2 separate regions of the Homo sapiens genome follow, and region 1 is linked to region 2. Evidence: read pairs that join two places in POLR2A ChIA-PET (ENCODE). Cell type or tissue: MCF 10A. All regions are shown on one strand. Links, peaks and the distances in the headings refer to the core of each region. The heading gives the core; the rest is flanking DNA. Region 1 has its middle 25 kb from the start of LSINCT5. Region 2 has its middle 79 kb from the start of LSINCT5.

What was found. Peaks named below come from ENCODE experiments on the same cell type or tissue, not always from the same donor. Only the 100,000 strongest peaks of a DNase experiment are listed, where the experiment ranks them.
Region 1: POLR2A ChIA-PET joins it to region 2 with 15 read pairs; 2 of 35 experiments call an interaction of 5 or more read pairs at or near these places.

The regions. Positions count from the first base shown.
Region 1 is chr5:2,680,806-2,693,565 of GRCh38, forward strand. No RefSeq gene overlaps it. Among named protein-coding and RNA genes, the nearest start is that of LSINCT5, 25 kb to the right of the region's middle. In MCF 10A, for the core only: no CTCF peak of the experiment used is centred there; DNase peaks (open chromatin) are centred at 5,096 and 9,696.
Region 2 is chr5:2,627,453-2,640,212 of GRCh38, forward strand. No RefSeq gene overlaps it. Among named protein-coding and RNA genes, the nearest start is that of LSINCT5, 79 kb to the right of the region's middle. RefSeq lists an enhancer at 7,851-8,670. In MCF 10A, for the core only: no CTCF peak of the experiment used is centred there; a DNase peak (open chromatin) is centred at 6,809.

The DNA.
Region 1 (12,760 bases), core at 1,914-9,913, 52 kb after region 2:
TGGGTTTGGGGAGAGTCAATGAAACCAGAGCAAATTTTGATGCATTGCTTAAAACAGATGAAGAGGACGAGCAAAGGGGAGACATGTCTCTTAATTCTATGTGAAAACAAGGATATTTATGTATAGACTTCGCTCTTCAGGCATTGTAGAACTGACAGCTAATTATGCAGCCTGGATAGCATCTTGCCGAAGATGAACAACTCTGGTGGACCAAGTGAAGGCCAAACTAGTGATGTCCCAGCAGCGACTTTGAAAAGCCAATCAACTCTACCACTAAAGAGGTGATGTTCCACACAAGATGTGGCTGTGCTGCTTGACTCAGAGGTTCCATTTAGCTCTGCAAACAATGTGGTCAGCTACCATAACCACAGCAGGCAGACCCAAGCAAAATGGGATGGCATCAGCAACTTCCACACTCCAGGGCCCAGCTACTTTGAAACATTCTATTCTTCAGCTTGGCTTCTCATAGGTGGAAGAGGAAATCTTCTGTGCTTCAGCTTGGCTGCTCATGGGTGGAAGTGGAGGGTGCATAGTATTGTCCATGCAGTAGCAAGCACTAAAGGCCAACAAGAGTTCACCAAGCTACAGCCACAGCATGGACCATAGACACTGCATTTTCTTACAGAGTCATACCCCTTAAACTTGCCCACATTCTGTGTGTGCAGCATCTCAGTGGTTAAGATTTTAAAAAAAGAAAAAAGAAAGAGAAAGAAGACAGAAGAAAAAGAAAGAAAGGAAGAAAGGAAGAAAGAGAAAGAAAGAAAGAGAGAAAGAAAGAAAGAAAGAAAGAAAGAGAGAAAGAAAGAAAGAAAGAGAGAGAAAGGAAGGAAGGAAGAAAAGGAAAGAAAGGAAGAAAGAAAAGGAAAGAAAGAAAGAAGGGAGGAAGGAAAGGAAAGAAAGAAAGGAAAAGAAAGAAAGAGAAAGAAAAGGTTAATCAGAAAAGGCTGAAGCTTGGACTTACATCTTTTACATCCAAGTCCTGTTAGCAAAGAAGTCACCCAGATCATTGAGCCAAGAGGAGGGACGCTGAGCTCCTCGTCATCCCAGTGTGGCTGTGGACACCGAGCCTAGAGATGGGTGGTGAGGGTACAGCATCTCACTCGGCTTGGAGAGCTGCAGGGGCCGTGTACACAGGCAGAGGTGCCCTGAGCCAACACCAAATGGTGGGAAGTGGCTGGAGGGAGAGCAGTGCTTCACACTGAAGAGTCCATGTCTTCACTAGCAGAAGTCCTCTTTCTCCATGGCTCATAGAAAAGCTGAGAATGTTCTTCCTCCATCACCGGAACCCTATTTATGGGAAGTGTTAAGAGGAGCCTGTGACGGTGCTCGACAAGGAGAACAGGGCTGCTTTCTTCCAGAGTTCCTTCGCTCATCGTCTCCTGGACATATGAATTATAGAACAAGTTTTCATGTCATTTTGTTTTGTGTTGGGATTTCAGATGAGCCACTGGGAAGCAGAAAGCAGAGTTGTGTGAAGTGTGTGCACTTCAGCCTCATTCTAGGCTGTGCTTTCTCCACGGCCCCCTTCTCTGTCTTTCTCAGCCCCTCCCTTCAATGATGCCAAATAGCATTTTATGTCGACATACAAGGTGCCTTAAATTATTTCAGGATCAAGATGGGGCATAACTAAAAAATAACTTTTATTTTGCAAATTTGATTTAAAATTTTGGGGGCCTAAAAATGTGTACCTGCAAGGAGGAATATTTAATCTTAAAATAACTGCCTTTCTTAACATAAAAGTGCTATGTGTTTATCAAAAAACAATCAAATAGTACAGATACCAACAAAGAAGAAAGGCAGATAGTGAGCATTTGAGGACTTTGTGCATTTTCAATATAAATACATTTTGTTCAACGTCCTCCAGAAAATCTGCAGCCTAGGATGTGGGTGCCCACCTCAGCAGCCTTCCCCAGCCCTGCACATCAGCCATAGTTCAGTATTTTCCAGTTTAAGATATAGGCCTTTTATTTAAATGAAGGTCATATTTTCCACTCTCAGCTGGATTAAAACTTTGGGTGGGTTACAGGTCCTGCGTGGTGTGTGGCTGCTGCTGCAGACAGTCTGTTCTTAAACCTTGTCGAATTTTCTGTTTAGATGTTCATGGCGTTCTTGGTTTGGAGAGCTCTTTTCTTTGTCAGAAATGTATTTTTTTTTCATTTTGTCATTTCATTTAACTTTATTTTTGTTTTTATGTTTCAATGAACGTTAAACTTTCATGAGCCAAATTTTTCATTCTTTTACGGGATAATTAAGATTTATATTCGGAGAACCCTTCTCACAATCAAACCATTATCACCAAAATTCTACTGAGTTTTCTTCCTGAATTTCTGCTGTTTTATCTTGCATCCTTGCACATTTAATCACCTTAATTTTATTTTTGTGTAAGATGTATGCTTGTATAAGATACATTTTTCACAATGTATGTATCTCTTGCCTATGTGCCTTTCTTCTGAATGGCTAGCCAAGATGCCCTTCGGTGGTGAGCGTCCCACCACGGCCTCACTGATGCAAGCCCATCCTTCCTGACATGTTAGATGCCACTCCGCAGATCATCTTCCCCGAGCGAGGAATTCAAGCCCATTTGTTGTTTTGCCTTTTCCTAGGCAAGTGCTCAATTATTGTAATTACTGGAACTGTTTTGTAGAGTAATGTGAATAACTCACAGAAGAATTTTTAAATAACTCATCTATGAATTAAAAAAAAGGTAATGAGTTATGTACAACTCACATTAAGCCAGGAATAGAAAAGTAAAAGAGAAACATTTGTATCAACAAGTTGGGAAAAGACACAGAAGGCAGGATTATCAAATACCGTGTTGACACAAAGTTGGGAGAGATGGCTAATGCCAAGGAACAGAATCCGACTTTAAAAAGAAAGTGGGGGATCAGAATTAACAAGGTAAAGTCAGCGGGTAACTGCAACACAGGGCTCTTAGGTTTAGCAGAATGATTCCCCTTGTACTGGGCGGTAAAGCCCCAGATTAACGTGGTCTCTTGTGAAACAGACGGAGGGTTTTCATTCACCACAAGGGCAGCAGCAGCCAACAGGGCGAGTTTGGGCGGCACCACCGTGAGTCTGGAAGCCCGTGGAGGGTGCCTGCAGCCCTCCCTGCTGCTGCCAGGCGTCTCAGCACTGATGTCCCCCAGAAACCCACGATGGCCTGCGGACGGCGGTCCACTCGGGACCCAGTACATCTGTGGGAAGTAATCACCTGTGTTTAAGGCTAGAACTCTCATGCAAGTGTTCGTGATTTTAACAAATGTTCTCTGGAAACTATGATTTTAGAAAAAATAACTCTTTACCAACCAAAATGATGATATTTAACAAGCAGACCACTAAATGCTTTTATAAAAGGACCTCTTGAGAATATTTGAATTTTACTGGTGTCAACTAAGTTGAACATAGGTGGAAGAGAAAAAGAAATCCTTAAGTTTTATGAAAGTTGAAGGCAGAAAGCTCATCATTCTAAAGTCATAGGTATCTCAGAAATGAAAATCTCATTGACGATGCAACATGCTAGAGTTGATAATGAAGTAAAGGTACTCCTGAAAAAAAAAGGAGAATGATAAGAATATAAATCTGAAAATATACCTGGATCTCATTCCAGAAAATAAAAGGTAGAGACTAAAGCAGTTTGGAAAAACTGATTTAGTTTGGGAAACAGAAAAAAGTGAGGCAAGAGAGAAAGGAGAAGAGAAGGAAGAGAAAAAGGAGGAGAAACCCCAGGGGAAGGGACAGTACTGATTCTCGAAAATATCAGATAAAGGGGTGATTTACCAGGGAAACACCAAATCAATATTAACCCAGCTCATAGTCACCCTAGGTAAGGCTCAGCCCCCCGAGCCTGGGTCCAAATCTAGACCCTCCTCCCCAAGGGATGAACCTGCCCTCCACTCCTAATTTAGACAACGCAGAATCTGGAGGAGGCTGCTCCCCAGTGCGACTTCTCCCCCATGGTGGGAAGAACCCCACAACTCATGGGTGCCGGGGGTTGTCAGCTTCCCCGCCCGGCCCCCACCATCTTCCCCAACACTCATGGGGGTGGGGCTTCCACTGGAGAAAGGCGTGTCACAGCCTCGTGTTGAGTTGAACCTCAGAAAGCGCTTTCTCCTGGAGTCAGCATTAGGGCCGTCAGCCGCATCTACAAGGTATACCTGAGCTTTTTTTATGAGGTGGCCTTGGAATCCCACCTCAATATATAGTTCAATATAAATGAACTTCTGAAGTTAAGCCCAATCATAAGCGACACACAACCCATCTTTGCCACAACTACATTTGCTAACTCCTGGGGTGATCACTTCAGTGCTATAAAAGCCACCTTTGATGGGAGCCGAATCAATTCCAAATATTTCCCTTGAGACCTCTGGCTCCAGGAACTCCTGCGTGGAAGTCCGTGGGTCTCCTCGGGCTGAACCTGCTCTTGCCTCTCCACCGTGTTGCCTAGGCTGTGGTGGCCTCAAGGCGTTTGAACTGACGCTACTGGGCAACGGGAAGGTGGTTTGTCCCAGGTAAAGTCACAGAATAGGCAGGGCAGGTGTCCTCAGCGTCATGTGCTCACTCGAGTCCAGGCTGGTCAAGATTTCAGCCACGTTCAGACTCCCCTCTGCTCTTACTCAATGATTTTAAATGACGGATAAAAGTCATACGGTTGTTTGTTTACTTGACTGAACACAGTTAGGAAAGTGTAGGGTTGTATTGTCATGTTTAATTGCTACCAAAATATTTGTATGTCGAGTAAACAGTTATAGATAAAGAAAGACATTGTTTGGAAATTGGATTAATTAGTATTTAATTGCTATAACTTGCAGTTAATCCATTAATATTAGGAATGTAAGCTTGCAACAAATTAGTCACAAACAAAAGAAACCAACAAGGAATGAAGGATCTTTTGCCAAATCCATAACCCAAGAGAACTTGGCCCTCCTGCAGCTTTGAATGAGTTGTTAGGAATCTCAATGTATTTACATGGGTGAAAACTGCATTTCTCTTTCTAACCTCAAAGGTCTTCTTAAATGGCTTAGGTACATTCAGCATGAGTTCTGATGACTCAGAGGTGATGCACGTACCTTGGCAGGAGTGGGTGCCTTCAACTTAGAGGACATCTGAAGATAAGGGCTTTCCAGGAGGAGGGAGGAACATTTCAGGTCTGTTTGGGAGGACAAGAACCCCCGACTATTCACTGCCTGCAAATCCAAACACTTCCTAGCAAATCTGAAAGCTTGGGTTCATGCCAGGAACAAGTTGTCTAATACAGAGTCTGTCCAGGAGGGAGTGGGGACCCTGGCTATGGAGTCTTGTTCTGGTTTATTCTGCCTTGGTCTGGTTGAGTGGATTATCTGTCCTGCCTTCTCTGACTGGGAGAGCTTGGAAGAACCTTCAGGGTGGATGCATTCCCAGAATCCACACTCAGCAGCACCCAGGAGACTCGAATGGGACCTCAACCCAAAGTCGAGGTGAACCCAGCCAGCTTTGCCTCACACTGGGACCCAGGACTGAGGCCTTCCTGGCCCCTGAGCACCGGGGAGCTGACTCCAGTTGCTAATCACACAATGAGGCCCCAAAGACAATGGGGTTTCACGGCAGCGCCACAGCTCCCTCCCATTCCCTTCCACCACCAGCAGCTCTTAAAGGCCTTCCTGAACGGCTCACTGTCAGCAAAGCCAGTGTGTGCCCCGCAATCCCACAGACAACAAAGCCGGCAGCAGCATTTCACGCGGGTGATGTCACCCAGGTAAAATTGCACTGACAAGCTTTTAATTAAAGTTTTCCCACACGTCTCTCCGCAGGTCCCCGGAGCGATTATTCATTATGTACGGACTGCCAGCCAATTGTGAGTTGGGAGGGAAGTGTTTTATTTTCAAAGCTCTTGCTGACAGCTAGAGAACACTTTGTTGTACAATCTGTTTATGTTTTTTCACATATGCACACACTCACCCCCGTCTTGCTAAAGGGGAAATGGCGGTGCAGGGTGGTGAACGTGTGTGGTAGTAATTACGTGCACCTGCTGCTGAGGTGACTGCATGGGGGGTAGCCAAGCGCCCTCCACGAGCGATTGCCCCCATCTTGACGAGACGCCCCCAGCTGGTCAAGGAGGTGTGACTCCAGGAAAGCACAGGTTCAAACTGGTGCAGAGGCTGCCGCTGGAGCAGGGAGGCTCCCTGGGAAACGTGGGCGCAGTCACCAGCAGGAAAAACAGGCGCCTGCAGGAGGAGCAGCTAGGGAAGTCTGGAGCAGGCTTTTGTCCACACGAAGATGCTGCCCACGTCTCTGTCTCTGAGAATCTGCTTCTGAAGAAAGAACCCAGATTCCAGGAGTGAGAGTGAGACCTATGAAGTGACCGGGGGCTTCTGTGGCCCCGGGTTCCGCCTTGTACAGTTTCTGGGGAGGAGCACGGCTGCTCTGCTGTCTCCCCATCACCACGACCACGACATGGGAGGGGTCGAAGGGGACCCACTGAGGATAGGCGGTGTGCAGACATACGTTTCCACGATGACCTTTGGGCCACTCCTGGCATCCCCTGCCAGGCTTCCATGGCACCTCCTGGGAGCCATGGGGGCTTCAGGACTGGGTTCTCATTCTGACTGTGACCTTGCTGGCTGTGGGGCTTCACATGCATAATGTATCCTCCCTGGCCTCAGTTTCCCCACATGTAAACTGGGAATAGGAATAGCTAACTCAGGGGGTGGGTCACGGCTGAATCAGAAACTGAATTCATGGTGAGGGATGCGGTTCTTCAATCCTGAAAAGCACGGCCAGTCACATGCATCCCCCCAGAAAATGCAACGATACCATGACACTCATGCAGGCCCTTCCTCTCTTCTGTGGTAGCTCCAAACTGGTGCAGACCAAGGATTCCAAAACCTCTGGCCCATCTCTTCACCTATCTTCCAGTCAAAATTATCTGTGATTTGGACAAAGAAAGCATATGCACATACATGCATTCAGCTGGACCATAGGGCTCTGCTCTTGTGCACATACAAGAAGCGCACACGCTGCAGCCTGTGGAGGTCTCCCAGGGTCCCCTGTGGCCCAGCAGCCATCTTCGAACTTTCACCCAGACAGGCTCATGCCCTGCCGGCAGCACTTCCTGCTCCTGCATCGCTTGGCCACAAATCCCTGGTGGGCTCTGAGCATCCCCATGGCAAGCTATGAGGGAGGAGCTTGTGCTCAGTACCCTCAACATGGCAGGGGCGTGCTCAGGATGCCTGGTGGCCACAGCTCAGCCACCCGCTCTCTCTCTGGCCTCCTACATCTCCCTCCAGCTCCACTGGTCAGCTCTTCTTCCCTCTGAGCCTGAAATCTTACACAATACATTTATTTACTTATTATTGTTGTTTGTGTTTTGAGACCGAGTCTCATTCTGTCACCCAGACTGGAGTGCAGTGGTGCAATCTCAGCTCACTGTGACCTCTACCTCGTGGGTTCAAGTGATTCTCATGCTTCAGTCTCCCAAGTAACTAAGATTACAGGCACTCGCAACCACGCTTGTCTAATTTTTGTATTTTTTACTAGAGACAAGGTTTCGACATGTTGGCCAGGCTGGTCTCAAACTCCTGACCCGAAGTGATCTGCCCACCATGGCCTCTGAAAATGCTGGAATTACAGGCGTGAGCCACCATGCCCGGCCATTAGATAGTAAATTTAAAAAGAGCCACTGCACCGTGCAGAGCACCATGAAGATCAAACCTGCATTCACACCCACCCTTAGTGGGACGTGGGAAATCCATTGGTTCTCTTTGCCACTGCCCCGCCTGGCCGTCACATTGCTAGGACCTTGTCCCACTAGGGGGGACCCCCCTCCCTCAGCTCAGGAGTCCCACCCAGGATTCAAGTGACCTCAATAGCACAGAAAAACAGTTCCTGAAACCACACTGGGTCTTTTATGAAGCTGTGTGCAGCTCAAGGCTTTCATTCCCTGCATGCTTCCTGCTCCCCTTCCAGGTGCAAGGTGCAGGGCAAGGGGCCAAAATCACAATTCTGAGCAAGAGAAGCAGCCCTGATCTCACTGAGCATACAGCCCAGCCACGGGCATGACACTGAACCCAGCGCAGCGAAGCGTCTGGGCGGAAGCCCACAGGAGCACAGCCAAGCCAACCCTAGGAGCCAGGAAAAGCTTCTCAGGGGCCTAGCATGACCCCTGACACTGGAAGGCAATATAGGAATTACTCTTATAAAGGGAAATGAAAAGAGGGAACCACATAACAGGAACACGGGTTACCAGGGCCCAGGGAAAGACAAGGAGAGAGGGAAAGAGGCAGGGAGGAAGGGAGGGGAGCCAGCAATGGCGCATTCGAGAACCTTGGAAGGGTGCCATGTTCAAGGCTTGGGCCTATCAGAAGAGCAGCACAGGAAGGAGGTGGCTGGAGGCACCAAATTGCTAAGCTGCAGATAACACTGCCGGGGCTATGGGCTGGTACATGGCCTGTTAGGAACATCTAACAGCAAGAGGTGAGTGGCAGGAGAGCAAGCGAAACTTCATCTGTATTTACAGCCACTCTGCCTTGCTGGCATTATCACCTGAGCTCCACCTCCTGTCAGATCAGCAGTGGCGTGAGAGTCTCATAGGAACACAAACCCTACTGTGAACTGCACGTGTGAGGAATCTGCACTGTGCTCCTCGTGAGAATCTAATGCCTGAAGATCTGTCACTGTCTCCCATCACCCCCAGATGGGACTATCTAGTTGCAGGAAAACAAGCTCGGGGCTCCCACGGATTCTACATTATGGTGAGTTGTGTAATTATTTCATTATATATTATAATGCAATGATCATAATAGAAATAAAGGAAACAATACATGTAATGGGCTTGAATCATTGTGAAACTATCCCCTTGCCCCATCTATGGAAAAATTGTCTTCTGTGAAACGAGTGCCTTGTGCCAAAAAGGTTGGGGACCACTGCTCTAGGGCACGTGGCTTTATCTTAGATGCAATAGAGCCCCTGAAAGTTGTGAGTGATAAAAAGCACCATCTAACTTGCCTTTTAGAGATAATTTTCCAGTTGCTGGGCAGACAGTGGTTGAGAGAGGAGGCAGGGGATTCTTGGGAGGACTTCATTGTCACCCAGGAGTGGGAGTGGTCTGCTGGGACAAGGCAGGGCAAGTAAGGATGGACAGGGACGGCTGGGGGCAGCAGGAGAAGGGATGCCACAGAGACAGGCCTGTGCAACATGTCCTGTGAGCTGCATGGAGGGCTCTGATGCCTGGTGAACATGTGTGTAAATGCATGAATCAAGGATGGATGGATGGATGGATGGATTCTATTGATGGATTAGTAGAAAAACATTGATTCTCAGTTATCTGACAGTTTCACTCTTTAGAACAGGTTTACATAATACATGAGGCAATTTTTATTAAGGCCACAAAATTGATGATCCTTTCCTGAATTGCAGGCTGTAAGTCCCCTCCTCTTGAATCTCTGATGGCTTGTGACTGCTCCAGTCCACCTGGTATGAGGGAAGTATATTATAGGATGCCGGAAACTCATCCAGAGAGGCATGCAGTGTCCACCCTGTTCTTCTGGATGGTCATGCTGGAGCCCAGGATCTCAGGAGCCTTCCAGGTTGGAGAAGCCTGGCCATGTGGAATCCTCGTGGCTGACAGTCCAAGCTGAGCTCAGCTTTTTAGCACCAGGTGGCTTTGTTTTGCTAAGCTATTCTTGAAATGAGTGTGTTCCCAAACCTTGAGAACAGCCCCAGGCCTCATGTATTTCCACTTAGGATCCCAGATATTGTGAGTCAGAGACACACCGTCTTCTCTGTGCCTGTTTAAATTCTTGAAATCTGAATACATGAGCCGAATGAAATAGTCGTTTATGCCGCTAACTTTTGTGTGATTTGTTTTTCATTAATAGGAACTGGAACAGAATTTGGCCGCTGGAAGTGGGATGCCACCACAATAAAAACCTAAAATACATGGCACTCATTTTAGGGTTGGAGAAAATTGGAGAGCCTTGAGGAGACCATCAGCAGAAGCTAGGCAGATTTCACAGGAGCTGCCAGGGAAAACGCAATGAAGAGAATAAAAAACGTTACCAGAGGAAAGAAGATTCCTGCTATATGTGGTAGAAATTTAGCAAAACTGTTGCCTGCAATAATGTAGAAAACACAGGCAATGAAATGATGGACTAGACTAAAGAGATTTTTTGGGCAGAATGTTGAAAGTGTCAACTGTTTTCTGTTAGCTGCACATCAAAAGGTAAGGATGAAGAGGGGTGAATTACCAGAGGGTTTATTCAGTTTTCAAGGAGAATTTAGAGAAAATATAAAGAAGCAAGACTTGTTAGCTCTGGGATTAAACTATTTTACATATTCAGGCTCTCCAGAGAAATATTGAAGGCAGTGCTTCACAGATTCTTTCAAACTAAAAAAAATCTCCTAAGAGTCTCAAGACTGTGCCTCGAAGACCTTGCCTGCCAACAGTAGAACTTTTAGGACCTTAGGGGTGTTTCCAACCTTATCCTCAAAGGAGTTTGAGTTAGAGAAGGGCTTACCTTGGAGAGATTTTTGGGTGTGGCTTTTACTAATAGAACGAGTTATAAATGGATACAAAGGAAACCCATAATGCTTTTGAAGAATTTATATCACCTTGGACTGAAGCAGTATAGAAGCAACATGAAATGAAAAGAGTATTTTGGAGTGATAACATCTGACATCATGAGGTAGGTTGAGAAGGGTATTCAGTTATAAATTCAGGTCCTTTCTTATTTTAAAAAATAATAATAATAAAGTGAGGGGGGAGAGGGGGCTTAGGGTGTAAGCCAGAACCCAGATGGCTGAGCCAAGAGCCACAGAGAACAACCCCAGCAAATGAGATGATGTCTTAATCAGGGATCAGAGAAAATGCACTTGGTCAGATTTCAGAATTGCTGTGGTCCAATGACTCACATGTGCTTTCTTCCCCCATCCCATGAATAGTGGTATCTTTAGATTTCAGAATTGCTGTGGTCTAATGGCTCACACGTGCCTTCTTCCCCCACCCCATGAATAGTGGTATCTTTAGATTTCAGAATTGCTGTGGTCCAATGGCTCACACATGCCTTCTTCCCCCATCCCATGAATACTGGTATCTTTAGTGGCCAACCTGTATTGTCCCATCATTGGAGATTGGGAGAGGGGCAAAGATAATTTTCACTTGTGTTCCCAGGTCAGATTGAGAGAAGCTGTACCAAGGAACCATGCACAGAAGCCTCAGCCTTACAAATTAAATGTAAGTAATGTGTGGCCAGAAAGCAGACTGTAATGTTCTTTTTAAGAAAGATGACCATGAATTTTTTCCACATGTCTCTTGTTGTGATATAGAGTCTATGTCCCCTCTTCTTAAATCTAGGAGGGCGTGCATTTGTTTTCATTTACATGCAGCAAAAGGCATTCTTCTGATTTGTGAGGTTACTCTACATGAAGTGATCCAGCTTTTCCCTCCCTGCTACATCCTGTCTGAACTCCTTACCTACAGAACCCGTGAGACCCCAAAATGGATATTTACTGGCACGCTCAATATGAGATCCTGTGCCGTCATGCAAGGGGCTTTGTTATCCTAAGGCCCATGACATGAGCAAGTCCACAACAGCAGAGGTCACATTGCCCAGGTCTACATTCCTAGCCAAGACACATGACCAAAGTAGCCTCAGGTGACTCCATTCCCCACTGCACCCATTGGAATTCACCAGAAAAACAGAACCAGCAGGAGAAAGAGATGCAGATGTAGACAGAGATATAATAAGAGATTTATGTCGTGTAAGAAAAATGAATCTCGGGACCCCAGACTCACTAAGCCAAAGGGAAAGTCAAGCTGGGAACTTGGTCATGCACACCTGCCTCCCATTTTGGTTCCTAAATGAGATGCCTACAAAGATGAAAAGCTCACACTGTGCCCACCAGGAAATCCCTTGTGAGTCTCAAGATCTTTACTCTACAGCGTTTCTGTTTAGGTGCACCATGGCAATGTAAATTGATAGCTTACTCCACAGGTGCGGGACCAAGGACAGAACTCAAAGTCATCTCTCTGCTCACCTGAAATAAATGCACATCTGACTGTTTCCTCTGCCCGATTGTCTATCTTATCTTATGTAAAAATGCAGATTCACTGAGCCAGACAAAGGCAGGAGTGACTATTCCCCCCAACCCCACATGAAAATTGTGCATTTCTCAGTATCCCATCCTTTCCCTTTTAAATATTGGAGCCTTCAAAATAATCTTCTGAGAAAGGCATAGACCTGTCTCCTGGGCACATGTCCTTAACTTTGACAGATAAACCTCCTAAAATGATTGGAGACTTGCTGAGGTCATTTTCCTTGATTAACAATCTCAAGGATTGGCTTTTGCCATTGTGGGGGCGGGTAAGTCTGAAATCCATAAGACAGTTGAGCAGGCTGGAAACTGTCAGGAAGGAGCTCATACTGAAGCCTTAAGGCAGAATTTCTTCCTCCTCAAGTAATCCTGTTTTGCTTTTACATCCTTTCGACTGATTGGATAAAGCTTACCTCATTATGCAGAATAATTCCTTTACTTAAAGTCAACTGATTTTAGGTGTTAACCACATCTACAAAATATCTAACAGCAACTTCTAGATTAGGGTGCAGTTGAATAGCTGGGTACTGTAGCCCAGTCAAGTTGATATGCAAAATTGACCATCCCACCTAACTTTTGAGTCACCCCAGCCTTCCAGCCTTCACAGCTGAAGTTCCGGACTTTGCGGAGCAGAAACAAGCCCTCCCTACTGTAACCTACCTGAATGCCTTACCCACAAAACCTGTGAGCCCAT
Region 2 (12,760 bases), core at 3,248-11,247:
AGGGGAATGAGGCAGTTCTGATTTCTCCCTTGTGTGGACAGCCCCTCTGTGTGTGGTAAAGGATGCTTGTCTGCCTATGGCCCAACCCACTACCAGTGTGATCTGGTAGAACATTAACATGCAACCTCACAACAACTGATTTTGGCTTCCTGCCACATGTAGCATACACTGCTTGGGTGGGGAATTAAAAGATGAACAAACAGAGGGGTACCACCTCATGTCTGCCTTCAGGGGGCTTCTAACCGTCTGAAGAGCTTACAGATCCCTGTCATTTAGACCAGGCTTCTTGGTTTCCTTAAAGTTCCAGCATCTGAAGCTTTGGCAGAAGGCCTGACCATGAGCAATCAGGAACAGCAGAGCCGCGAGTAACCCCAGGTAAGGAAGCCACTCAGCGTGGAGGGGCAATGGAGAACTGCAAAATCCCAAGGAGGCAGAGCATCACGACTTCACTAGAGAGAAGGGGAGGCCACTCAGTAGGTCCCAGGGTTCCAGTTTGAGCAGCTGGATCAGCATTTAAGCCACCAAGAACAGCGGGAAAGCAAGAGGTTCAGGGGAAGGTGGTGGATCTGGCGGGGCTGTGGCTCGGGGGCACTGCAGGCGGTGAGAGACCCGCGTGTGGGCTCCAGCAGGAACGGGAGAGGGGATGACAGCCTGGGACGGGCATGGGGGTCCTCAAGGTGCAGAGGGCTGGGGAGGCAAGCCTGTCCGGGAGCCTGAGGAGAGGAGCAGGAGGTGAAGGCTCTCCCAGGTAATGCCAGCACGGGAAAACACTGTTTCTCTCCGGTTTTCGGGGTCCCAGGAAAATATTTGTCCTAAGTACCGCCCACCGAGAATCCAAGTATTCCCTTCTTTCTGGTTGGTATACACTGTACATGAAAATCAAATTTCCATAAGATGGAACCAGTCTAGAGATTCTCCACTTGGGGCTTCCAGGGGATCCAGAAATGCTCCAGTTCCAACACTGGGAACAGATCAGACCTCAGGTGCTGGGCTTCTCCCCAGCCAAGGGTCCTAATGGCACTGTAGGCCTTGCTGTGTTGGCTATGGGCTCACAGCACTGGCTTCCCAGGAGGACACAGCCCACAGACTCCTCCCCAGGTACTCGCTGGCTGGCGTGCCCTGCCCACTCAGCTCCTGCTCAGTGTCCTCCACCCCTACTGGCAGTGAGTTGCTCTGCTGGAAACACACAGCAAACCCAGCAGCCTGGTCCCATCCCTGGCACACCTTCTAGGGCTTCCTGAAGCTCTGGAGAGAAAGCCCTCCCTAATTATGGTCAGGAGGGCTTGCCTGCTCCTACCCCATCTTCCAGACGCCCCTTGCACTCCACGCCCTGCAGCTCACACTCCTGTCATCACCTCCTGCTACAGGGCCGTTGCACATGCTGCTTCCTCTCTCAGTGGCTCCTCCCTCCCCCTGCACAGGGAGCTCCATCATATGTCAACTCAAGCCCACTTTGTCAAAAAAGCTTCCCAACCTCCCAGACCTGCTGAGCTCCTTGCATCCCAGGGCTCCATGCTGGCTTGTGCCTCCTTTTCCTCACACTGTCCATAGCTGCAATTTCACGTGAGCTCGTGTGATGTCTAACTCATGCCTGTGTTGCCTCTCATCTATAAATTCCACGAGGGCAGAGACCGCATGCCTTCTAGCTCACCACGGGATCCTCAGTGCCTAGAACAGTGTGTGGCACACAGAAGGGTTGATGCAGGAACATGCTGGAAGGACTCTGAGACCCCAGGTCAGACCAGACCCATAGCAAGGGGATCTTGCAGACACAGGAATGCGAGGGCGGGGCTGTGTCTTGGGCTAAATGAGGTTTTTTGTTTCACTAGCAGTGCTTTCTTATAAACAAGCTATCCCCTGAGATCTTCACCTCACTGCTGTTTATCACGTAGAGAAAAGAATGGCCCCTCTTTCATCACAATGGTCTGACCGAGATTGTGACTACTGAGTAATGTGGAGTGATAACTTTGAGACCATTCTACTCCAGGACTTCCACTAATTATTCTGTTTGTTTTTGAGACAGAGTCTCTCTCTGCTGCCCAGGCTGGAGTGCAGTGGTGGGATCTTGGCTCATTGCAACCTCTGCCTCCTGAGTTCAAGCAATTCTCCTGTCTCAGCTTCTGGGGTAGCTGGGACGGCAAGTGCGCACCACCACACCAGGCTAATTTTTGTAATTTTAGTAAAGATGGGGTTTCACTATGTTGGGCAGGCTGGTCTCGAACTCCTGCCCTAACTGATCCACCCGCCTTGGACTCCCAAAGTGCTGGGATTACAGGTGTGAGCCACCGTGCCTGGCCCTTCCACCAATTATTTTAATGAGAGAATGGAAATGCTCTCATTATTTATGTTGATTATTTTAAATGAAATTGAATAACTGATAGAACAGCTTAAACACAGATGAAAATTTTAAACCATCTGAATAAAAAGGAGCAATAACAGTTAATCGCTCCCAGGTAATATGTAGTTTAACAAGGACAGATGTAAGATAACCTGTAAAAAGGAGAAAGGGCCAGGCGCGGTGGCTCATGCCTGTAATCTCAGCACTTTGGGAGGCCAAGAAGGGAGGATCATGAGGTCAGGAGATTAAGACCATCCTGGCTAACACGGTAAAACCCCATCTCTGTTAAAAATACAAAAAAAAAAGCTGGGCGTGGTGGTGGGTGCCTGTAGTCCCAGCTACTTGGGAGACTGAGGCAGGAGAATGGTGTGAACCTGGGAGGCGGAGTTTGCAGTGAGCCAAGATCATGCCACTGCACTCCAACCTGGGCAACAGAGCGAGACTCCGTCTCAAAAAAAAAAAACAGAATCAGGAAAAGGGAGAGAAAGCTAGAAAAAAAATAGAATATATCTAATCTACAACTAGATATGTGTCTTCAATATAGGATTCAAACCGGAGCGCATAAGGCCCTCAGCTTTCCTCTCCGTGAGTTCTTGACATTCAGAAGATATTCTCTATTTTATCACATTTTCCCCTCATTAAAAGTAGTCTGTGCCATTTGACAATTATTGAACAAGACCACTTAATAATTCAGTTTGGTTTGTTTATATCTATTAGCATGAGTTTTGAAAATGAATGTAATCACAATCTTACCTAATAGATACTTGTTATGTTTCAGAATGCTATGAACATCATCAATTTTTCTCACATGTGAAGAAATCTGCACATTAACTCAGGCAGTAACCAGAAGGCAGGCACCTGCCATTTTTGGGGAATATACTCAACGGCACAGACCCTGTTCTCCTTTATACATGTGACGTCTGCAACACCTCGAGAAAGCATTGGCACCCAGAAAACTCACTGACTGTTGGGGAACTAGCAGTGTTTGAGTGCTAAGTAGAAGAACTCAGGGACTCAAGAGGGACCCATCCCCTCACCTGGGACTGCAGGTGCACTGGTTCCCTGTGTGCCCCTTCTTTAGAATGAACTATGTCCTAAGCCCAAACGTACGAGTTTGATTATAGCTACTCATCCAGTATACTTTGAGTTTTGATCGTCACTTTTAGGAAGCTCTATCGTATTTTGTCATTTCATCCTTTACTCCTTAGAAACCGTCTAAATTTCAATTTGCTTCCATCACCCTTTTCGACTCGTAAAATACTATTGGTGACAACAGCGAAAGACACACACATTTCAGATCTCATTTCTTAATATTCACATGTTTTCAACGCACTTAATTCAATATATGATCTGGCTACATCCCATCTAGAGCTGGAGATTGTATTTGTCTGTGAGCCTAACTCTGTCTTCCTCTTCATGAAGTAGGGATTTCTGAATTGCACTGGGCTGTAGAGAAGAATGCAATAAAGAAGCGCTATTTCAAGTCTACACGACACAGTTGAAAGTTACAAATCCATCAAGATGGAAAGAATTGAGCTTATTAATGTCCTCAAATGCATTTATCTTAACATCTACATTACACTTTGCATGTTTAGAAAAATAATTCGGCTTGTAATTATCTTCTCATAAAATGTAATCATAAATGACACCATAACTCCGAAATAAACCAGAGAAAACCAGAATATTTTATGTGAAATTTAACATTCCACTGTGCTCTTTTTCACATTCCACAAGCTCAAATCATATGTCAGAGATTAACTCGGCCATTCTTTAATTTTGACTTTGTGCAGCAGATTTCACGTTATTTAAAAAGCTTTATATTAAAGTCATTCAAATGTGAATAATTGAAATTATTTTTAATGATTGTGCCATTAGAGACCAGACTTACACAGATCTCAAACTGACCTAGTTTTTTTCTTTCTTTCATCAGTTCGTTTTACCGGTGAGTGTAAACAGATTTTCTCTAATTAGATATGTACTTTTCAAGCAATATCAGAAAGTAGTTACCTTTAACATTTGTTCTTGACATCTGTCATCCCTGCGTTGTCTCAGAGCACAGGGACTTGCCTGTGATGTGTATACAAGGATCTTCTGCACACATCCCTGTCAGTTCTTCTGCCAGGAAGCCCTTGATGTCTTCTAACCTTTCATTGTGAGGAATGTACATTTAATTACCAGGAAAATGACTATGATGTAATAGGTCAAGACACGCGCAGCTTCTGCTAAGGAGGGGCTCTGCGTAGGAGCGGCAGTCGGGGGAGCGCTCCACAACCCGGCGCTCCAAGAGAGCCCAGGCGTCCGGAGCACAACACCAGCCTCCATTCCTTCCTGCTGGAGTGGGCAGTAGGTCCACCAGTAAAAATAAGTCAATTATAAAGGATATAAACATGCTTCAGACATTCAGAAATCTAGATACTCCTCAAATCACTAGTTTCGTTATAGGATCAACGACTTTTCTTTGGATTAGAATTTCCTCGTTAGAGGGATTTGGCATCTGTGATTTCTGATTTTGTGTGTGTGTTTGTAAAGTCCAGTAATTTATTCAGGTAACTGCAAAGTAACCTGAGTGTAGTGATGAAACAGGTTTTTAAAAAAATCTTGTAGAGTTGTATGACAGAATCTTTAAATGATATCCTCATAAAACACCTACAAAGCATGCAATTCAGGTCTCGTAGACAAAAATTTCTTCACACTTATATTATTATTTTGTATTGTTCTTATGTTGAGGCTTCAGTTACTCAGTATTTAATTAAACTGTATAATCTAGTAACAGGGACAATTGGCGTGAATGGGTCTAGGAAATTCACTGCTGACTCTTGGTGAATGTTGCAACTCAACCTCTGCAGCAGGGGTGAGGTCCCAGCGTGGCCCTGGGCTGACAGAGGTGCACGTGCAGAGGAGTGGAGAGAGCTGATGGAAAACATCGGGAAATGCCACAGTTAGGACTCAGCCTGGATTTGGAGGGTAAGCGGGTGCTTTCACTGAAGTTAATGTTGCAGAGCAGCAAAGCCAAGACCCTTCCATTCCTACCAGCGAAGCCCTCCCATGTGAGGATCAGAGAACAGACCCGAGTCTGTGGACACTTTCCTAGTAAGAATCCTGCTTCTCACAGGCCTGGGGTGAGCAGGTCACAGCCTTATCACAACATTGCCAGCAAAATGACAACGTGCGGGTCTGCAAACAGGCCCCTTGCTTGGACCCCGGCGCAGGTTCAGCCGACAGAACAAGGCTCTGGACAAGGTCCCCCCGTCTGGCCATCAGGGCTCTGCCCAGCACACTTTCCCCTTCAGTGGCTGCCCCACCAGCAGGACTAAAAATGGAGACACAGACAGCTAGCTTGGGAGCCTTTAAGCTATGCTGGACTTGGTGTATTTGATTTGTGCATCTCTAATCCTTTTTAGGCAGGAGGTAACGGAAATATTTGTACACTGTGAGGAACATCATAGCCCATGGTCTGAAAATAAGGAGGACACGTCTCATCGGAGCCACGACGTGACCTCAGCACTGACTTGTCGTCTCAGGAGAAGGAAGGGAAAGTGGAGTTCACATGTTGGGAATTGAGTGAACGCAGGCGGTCCTCACAGAAGCTGGAGAGACAATTTTCAGCTGTCTTAAAGAATTAAGAGCGGTGGTGTTTCCCTTCTGTTTCCTGCTCCTAAAAATTGGCTCCATTAGCAACCATCCATTTTGAGGGGGTGGAGCCACCATCGGCATTCAGGTGGTCGAGTCACCATCCGTGTTCAGTGGGTAGAGTCAACATCCGTGTTCTGGGGGTAGAGTCACCATCCATGTTCGGGGGGTAGAGCCACGATCCGTGTTCGGGGGGTAGAGCCACGATCCGTGTTCGGGGGGTAGAGTCACCATCTGTGTTCAGAGGGCAGAGGGGCCTCATGCCCAAACAGTTTGAGTGATTCACTCACAACACTAACATGGGTCAGAATTTTAAAACTAAACATCAAAGCACCGCAAATGTACATTGAGAATTCCCAAAGACTCCTTATAAAATACCCTTTGCAGGGGAGTGACAACATTTGCAGTTTGTAGTTTCTTTGGTGGCAAAGAAGGAATTGCACTTCCTCAGCTGTGGCGCCCCCTCCAACGGGAGTCTGCAGGCCGGATGCGAACCATGCCCGGGCTCCAGCCATAATCACAAACACTCGGCAAACAGGGTGTTTATGTGCTTGTTGAACAAGAATGTAAATCTTTTGGAAATCGGAGCTCACATAAGGTCTGGAAAGTTAGTCTTTTCCTCCTTCCCCGCGGTGCCCCTATCTGCTCGAGTCAGCTGTGTGCCAGCGAGAAGGAGACGCACTCGGAGAAGGCGTCCAAGCCTCTGTGAGCAGCGCCCACGCCTCTACTTGTGGAGCTGCAGAAGGCAGGCGGGAGGAGGCCGCTCTGACACCTGCTTCACCAGGTCTCTCAGAAAGCCTTGTGGAGGACTGAGTCCTGTGGAGCCTGTGACTCATTTGGAGCTTATTTGCTCAATCACTGCCACATCTTGCTGGGTTTTATTTTTTCCCCTCCACAAGTTGCACAAAATTCACCTTGAACATGAATCATGTGAAGTTTGTTTTTCTTCGAGGCCGCACCTGCTATTCCGTGCCATCAGGCTGGTGCTGCTTTGTCCCAAGCTTTCATTTCTTGGGTTAGGGGAAGCTGTCATATGGGACGAACTGAATACAGGAGTCCAGCCCAAAGACAGGGACTAATAATAAAAATGAAAGCAACTCCACGTGTATATTTACAAGCTTTCTTCCTGTGTTATCTCAGCTTTCACACTACCTGGGCAGAGTCAGTGCTATCCAGACACTCATTGCACGAAGAAGCTGAGTGGCATGTGGAGGAGGTAGTGTGTGGCTGCTGTCTAGGAAACAGAAGTGCTGAGTTGCAGTGTGTGCCCATTTCTATGGTGTAAATGTCCCTAGCCTGGCCAGTTTCAAGTTCCCAGGATGGCTTCACTGCATGGGAAGTTGGAAAGGGAGGGTATAGCTGGCTGCAGCCACCACTGGGAGAGATCCAGGAACTCACTAATAGAAGGGCTCTTCACTGAAAGACATGGAGTCAGGGGCCACGCCAGGCAGCTCTGCTCAGGGGGTGGAGCTCCTCACCGTTCTGACCTGCATGGCGCCCTCTTCCAGGATGAAGCGTAAACACGTGAAAGGCAGATGTGGGGAGCTGGGCTGTTGAAGCCCAGCACTCAGGCTGGGATGAGCTTCGGGTTGTGTTTTGCTCTGCAGATAGCCCCAGAGCTCACTGCTCAGGTTGCAGGAACCCAGCCCGTGGCAGAAGTCGGCAGCCACACCAGTGCTCTGCTTGCCTTCCAGGTGTTGTTCTATTTTTAGCTCCCAGATGTTAGAGCTTCTCCTCTCACCTCAGCCCACTCTCCGTTTATTGATTCCGATCCCTGGGTGGTCACTTTTGTCTCTTCTCAGTTAGGAAGGGGGGTAAGATCCAGAGCCACAGGTGAACTCGCCTGTATTGAAGTCTTTGGGCCAGGTCTGTAATGATCTGACTTCTCCCAGAACCCCCTCTTCTCTGGAAGTTCCAACTGTGCACTGAGCCCATTGTAGGGAGCATTTGAACCAAAACCCAGCGACACTGCTGACATTTGACTTTCAGCAAACCTTGATTGACGGTGACACACCATGCTTCGAGAAGGAATGAGCTGTCCCCCCACTGTGGATAATTGCTTTGTGCTAACAGTGGGATTGGCAGAGCTGCACATGTCAGACATGGGCCTGCCCAGGAACAAAAATGGCACCGGGAACCTGCCAGATCGCTCCCCGCTGCAGGGTCATTTCCCCAACCTTCTGAAGATGTGGGAACCTGCCAGACTGCTCCACGCTGCGGGGCCATTTCCCCAGCCTTCTGAAGAAAAGTCATCCGCTGCATCACACAAACTACTCTGGCCCTTGGCAGGAAGGGAGAGCAAGCCCGGGGTGGATCGTACAGGACCTGATTTATTTCCAGGGGACAGAGAGTCAGCAGCTGGTACTGCCGAGATGGTCAGAATCTATGTTGTCAAAGTTACTTTAAATTGTTTGTGTTCTCTGTTCCTCACATAAACAACTTCCAATGGAGAAATTAAAATGCAGCCACTTATTCCAACCAGGACAGACACCTTTACTGAGCCTGGACTTCTCGTTCTGGACACTGAGGTTGGCATGCTCTCTATTTCGTTCTGGAGGAACCCAATGGAATTGAGGCCAAAAAATGCCCACTGCATGGGGGCCACTAGTGCACCAAGAAGGCTGTTTCCTCCCCATGCCACTCCCCAGGCGAGTGAACGTAGAAGCACCTCACAGTGAGCCGACACTGTGAAGAGCCCTGAGCACCGAGGGCCCGGGAGAGCCTCGCGCTGTGGCCCAGGCAGGAAAATGGTGTGTGTTTCCCTGTGCAGGTCCCTGGGACCTGCAGCTGTGCGTTTTTTTTTATTATTCTTTTTCTTTCTTTCTTTCTTTCTTTTTTTTTTTTTTAGACAGAGTCTTGCTCTGTTGCCAGGCTGGAGTGCAGTGGCACGATTTGGCTCACTGCAATCTCCGCCTCCCAGGTTCAAGCAATCCTCTTGCCTCAGCCTCCCGAGTAGCTGGGATTACAGGCATGCACCACAATGCCCAGCTAATTTTTTGTATTTTTAGTAGAGATGGGGTTTCACTATGTTGGCCAGGATGGTATCCATCTCTTGGCCCTTGTGATCTGCCTTCCTTGGCCTCCCAAAGTGCTGGGATTACAGGCATGAGCCACGGCCCCCTTGTCGGAGCTGTGGACTTTTTAAGGACATGGGCAGCCAATTAGAAGCATGAGAAGTCCAGCTGGAAGGACGCAGGCAGCAGGCCGGATGCCTGGGAGCCAGCCCCAGACCTGCTGCTAACCCCCTGTGGAGTCTTGTGCAAAGGTTTAGCTTTTCTGAGGTTGAGTTTCGTCTTGGAGAAGGATGATCTCAGCTTTGACGATGAGAAGAGATGGCCCTATGTCTGGCACTATGTCAGATCCCCCACCTGGCTTCAGGGGAGGGAGGGCAGGCTAGGGGACAGTGTCTGAGGCTCAACAGAAGACCTCGGAAGCAGGAGCCTTGGTGAAGAGAAGTCTCGGGGCAATGACAGCTGTTGCCTTCCCATGGAGGTGGGGAGAAGGTGGGGTGGGCCTGGTCTCTGTCAAACGTCCTGGAATGGGGGTGGATCCATGGTAAAGAAAGAGATTTTCAGACATTGTCCTGGCTCACGTTGAAATGGGCAGCCCCGTGAGGCTGCGAGTTTGCCATCTCAGGAGAGGGGCAGTGGGATAACTTTCCCTCAAAGATCCTGCAGGGGTCGAGACAGGCACCCCAGGGTCCCGCTTAGGCTGTGACGATTACTAGGGTGGTGGCCTCGGAAGTCCGGTTATCTGATTCAGATCATGTGTCTTTTTTAAATTGTATGTACAATGAACAGAACCCATTCATTCATTTGTATCTCTATGTGCAATGGGTTATAATAGACTCTAGGATGTTGAGTCTCTGGAAGACACGACACTGTGTTTGGCAGATTTTACTGGAAAAAACATTCTGCATGAGTGATATTAGTTTTAAATTCCCACCCAGGGATGTTGGACATTGACTAATTCTCCCATCACCTTTTGTAAATGGGTAGGATCCCGCCCTACGTAATAAACAATCCGTATCCCACAACAGAGCCATCCAGAAACACCTTCGCTGAAATGATCCCAGCCTACATAAACCAAAGAGACGGTGTTCCCATCCACCTCAAATTTAAATTGATGCTTTGTTTAGCACCAAATAAAGTGCAGCTTTGTTAACTACCACCTTATCCTCCTGTCCAGGGAGACCAACTGATTGCTTCTTAAAGCCACGAATAGACAAAGTAAAAATCCATAGCTACATTAGTTGCAGGTTACTGGTCAATAAATGTTCATTAAACAGTGCACGGGTTCTATTCAGTCTACAATGTCATTTGTTTCCTATTTTTTATTAGCTTTGATCATACAATAAGGCTTTTTTTTTCTTTTCTTGGAGCAGTAAATCTGCATCAATACAAGTAAATCTCCACCTAACATGAGGCATTGCATCTTTATTAGTGAGAGAACAGTGCTGCATGCAAACTCCCTCCCCGGCCCTCCGTCCATCTCCACACTGCAGGGAGCGTCTTTGCAGAGGTGGGGAGAGCTGCTGGGCATCTGCGTGGAAAAGGAAGAAGGAACCGAACCATTAATGCTAATGGCCAGTTAGGGCTTGGAGCTTCCATGCGACATGGGCCTCTCCACTCAGGGACTCTCTCCCCTTTTCCATTCCTAACACTACCTGGGTCCAGTGTCTGGGGACTGCTGTGAGTCCACACATTTCTCCCACAGTCTCTGTTCAATGGCCCGACATAAGGAAACGGGGGACTCTTTCTGGCCCAGACTCAGACACGATCTCTCAGGGTCTGGGGCTCTGCGTGTATAAAATGAGTCTCCTGAAACTTGTACAACTCAGGAGTTAGCAAGACCGGGAGGAGTAAATGAAATCTTGAGTGTGAAGCCAGCATCAACCTGTCTCAGTTACTGTCCTGCCCACCTTGACTGTGCATACCTCAGTCACAGTTTCTAAACTGAGATACTTCATCTAAACTGAGTCACTTCATCGTACATTTGCATTTCAATAAAAAATATCTTATTTTTTTAAGGAAAAAAGTTCCCTACTATAACACTTGTAAATCAAACGGGGGGAAAATGGACATTTACTTTTTAACTTTTCATTCCAAAGAATGAACAACTCATCAGATATTGGGCAACCTAATCGTTGAAAATCTTCATTTGGAGGCGGGGGCCCTCCAGTGAGCAGGGAAACCACCGTGAATGGAGGCTGTGTGAACATTTGCATTTGAAAACAATTGATCTTTCATTTGCTCAAGAAATATATACAGGGTTATTTTTATTATTCTTTCACTGATTTAGTTCAAGTTCCTGATGCTCTTCTGGGAAAAAAAAAAAAGATTTTTACTCAGTAGGGGGGCCTGTTGCAGTCCACAAAAGGTCAGATTAGAGTGTCAACATTTGTCTTATTGTAGCACCCAGAGCCCTGCATGGGAAGTGCCCCTACCACCCTTGGAGAGCTCTGGGATCACCTGGAATTCACGAAACCACCTTCCCAGTGGGCACCCAAAATGCTCCTCCCTTAGGAAGAAATTTATAAAGCTCAAACTTTAAAAAGCTTGATTACGATACTCACCTAATATGCTTGAGTCTTAACCGTCACTTTTAGGAGGGTTCTGCTTTCACATTTCATCCTTGACACCTTTGAAATATGCTAAATTTCAATTTGCTTCCTTTATCCTTTTCCTTGGCAGTCTCTCAGGATTCTAAAGAAAAATGCAGCTCTGCTGTTTCCCAGCTTGCTGGGACAGGAGATGGGGTGAGTCCACCTACACAGCTCAACTGGGGAAGGGAATGAGCCCAGGGGCTTGGGCCCACAGCAGAAGGTGCCTGGCCCACCCCGTCTCTGTCCCGCAGCACGGCTCAGTGACCGGCTCCGGAGAATCACGTTCCTCGGCAATTGTGCCTTTGTGCTTAACTTCATTTTTTCCTATGATGCCAAATTACAAGCAATTTGGAAATTTCAGGAAAAGGAGACTGAGATCCATTTTTAAAAAATAACCTCTCTGACTTGAAAGTTTTGATCAAGTCCCGATTGTAGAGTTCAACTGTTTGTGTTCAGAAGGAAACATGGCACTCATTAGCTTGAATATCCTGGACACATGGCTAACAGTCAGTAGGAAAAAAAAATTCTGAGAAAATGGTGCAAGCCAGATGGGGTTATTGCACCGTTGTGTGAAACATGGGCTTATTTACCATAATGGGAGCGAATGCGGCCCCATTAGCACAGACGGCCTTTCCTGGGATGATGTCATAATTGGCCTTAGAAAGCATTCAGCCACATTTAGCCACTCTCTAAAAATTAAACTCTGGTTTTAAGTTGCCCCATGCATAGGCCTGGCAAAATACAGTTTTTAATTTTTAAAAGAAATGTATATATGTGTGTGTGTGTGTGTGTGTGTGTGTGTGTGTATGCTAGAAAATTCAAAACGCCCCTTGTAGAGAGCCTCCCCCTTGCATGAGCTCATGGAGACGATGGTTTATAATCCTGGTGACACCAAAGTGACCCTTTCAAACTGGAGAAAATGCAAGCAGGGGTTTGAAAAGAACAAAAGAGAAGCAGTAAATTAGGGGTAAATAACCAACTCCAGGCACTTCTATTTTCAGCCCTGAGAGAGGAAGCGATAGCAGTAAGGAGGGCTGTGTTTCTCCATCCGACCCCAATGCTGGCTGGAACCCACTCCCCGATGACCACTGCCCCCGGCCGAGCCCCTACAGTCACCTGGGGACAAACCTACCCACCAAAGACCCAACACGTCCCTTCGTTCCCCTTGGGCCGAGTGCTTAGACTTC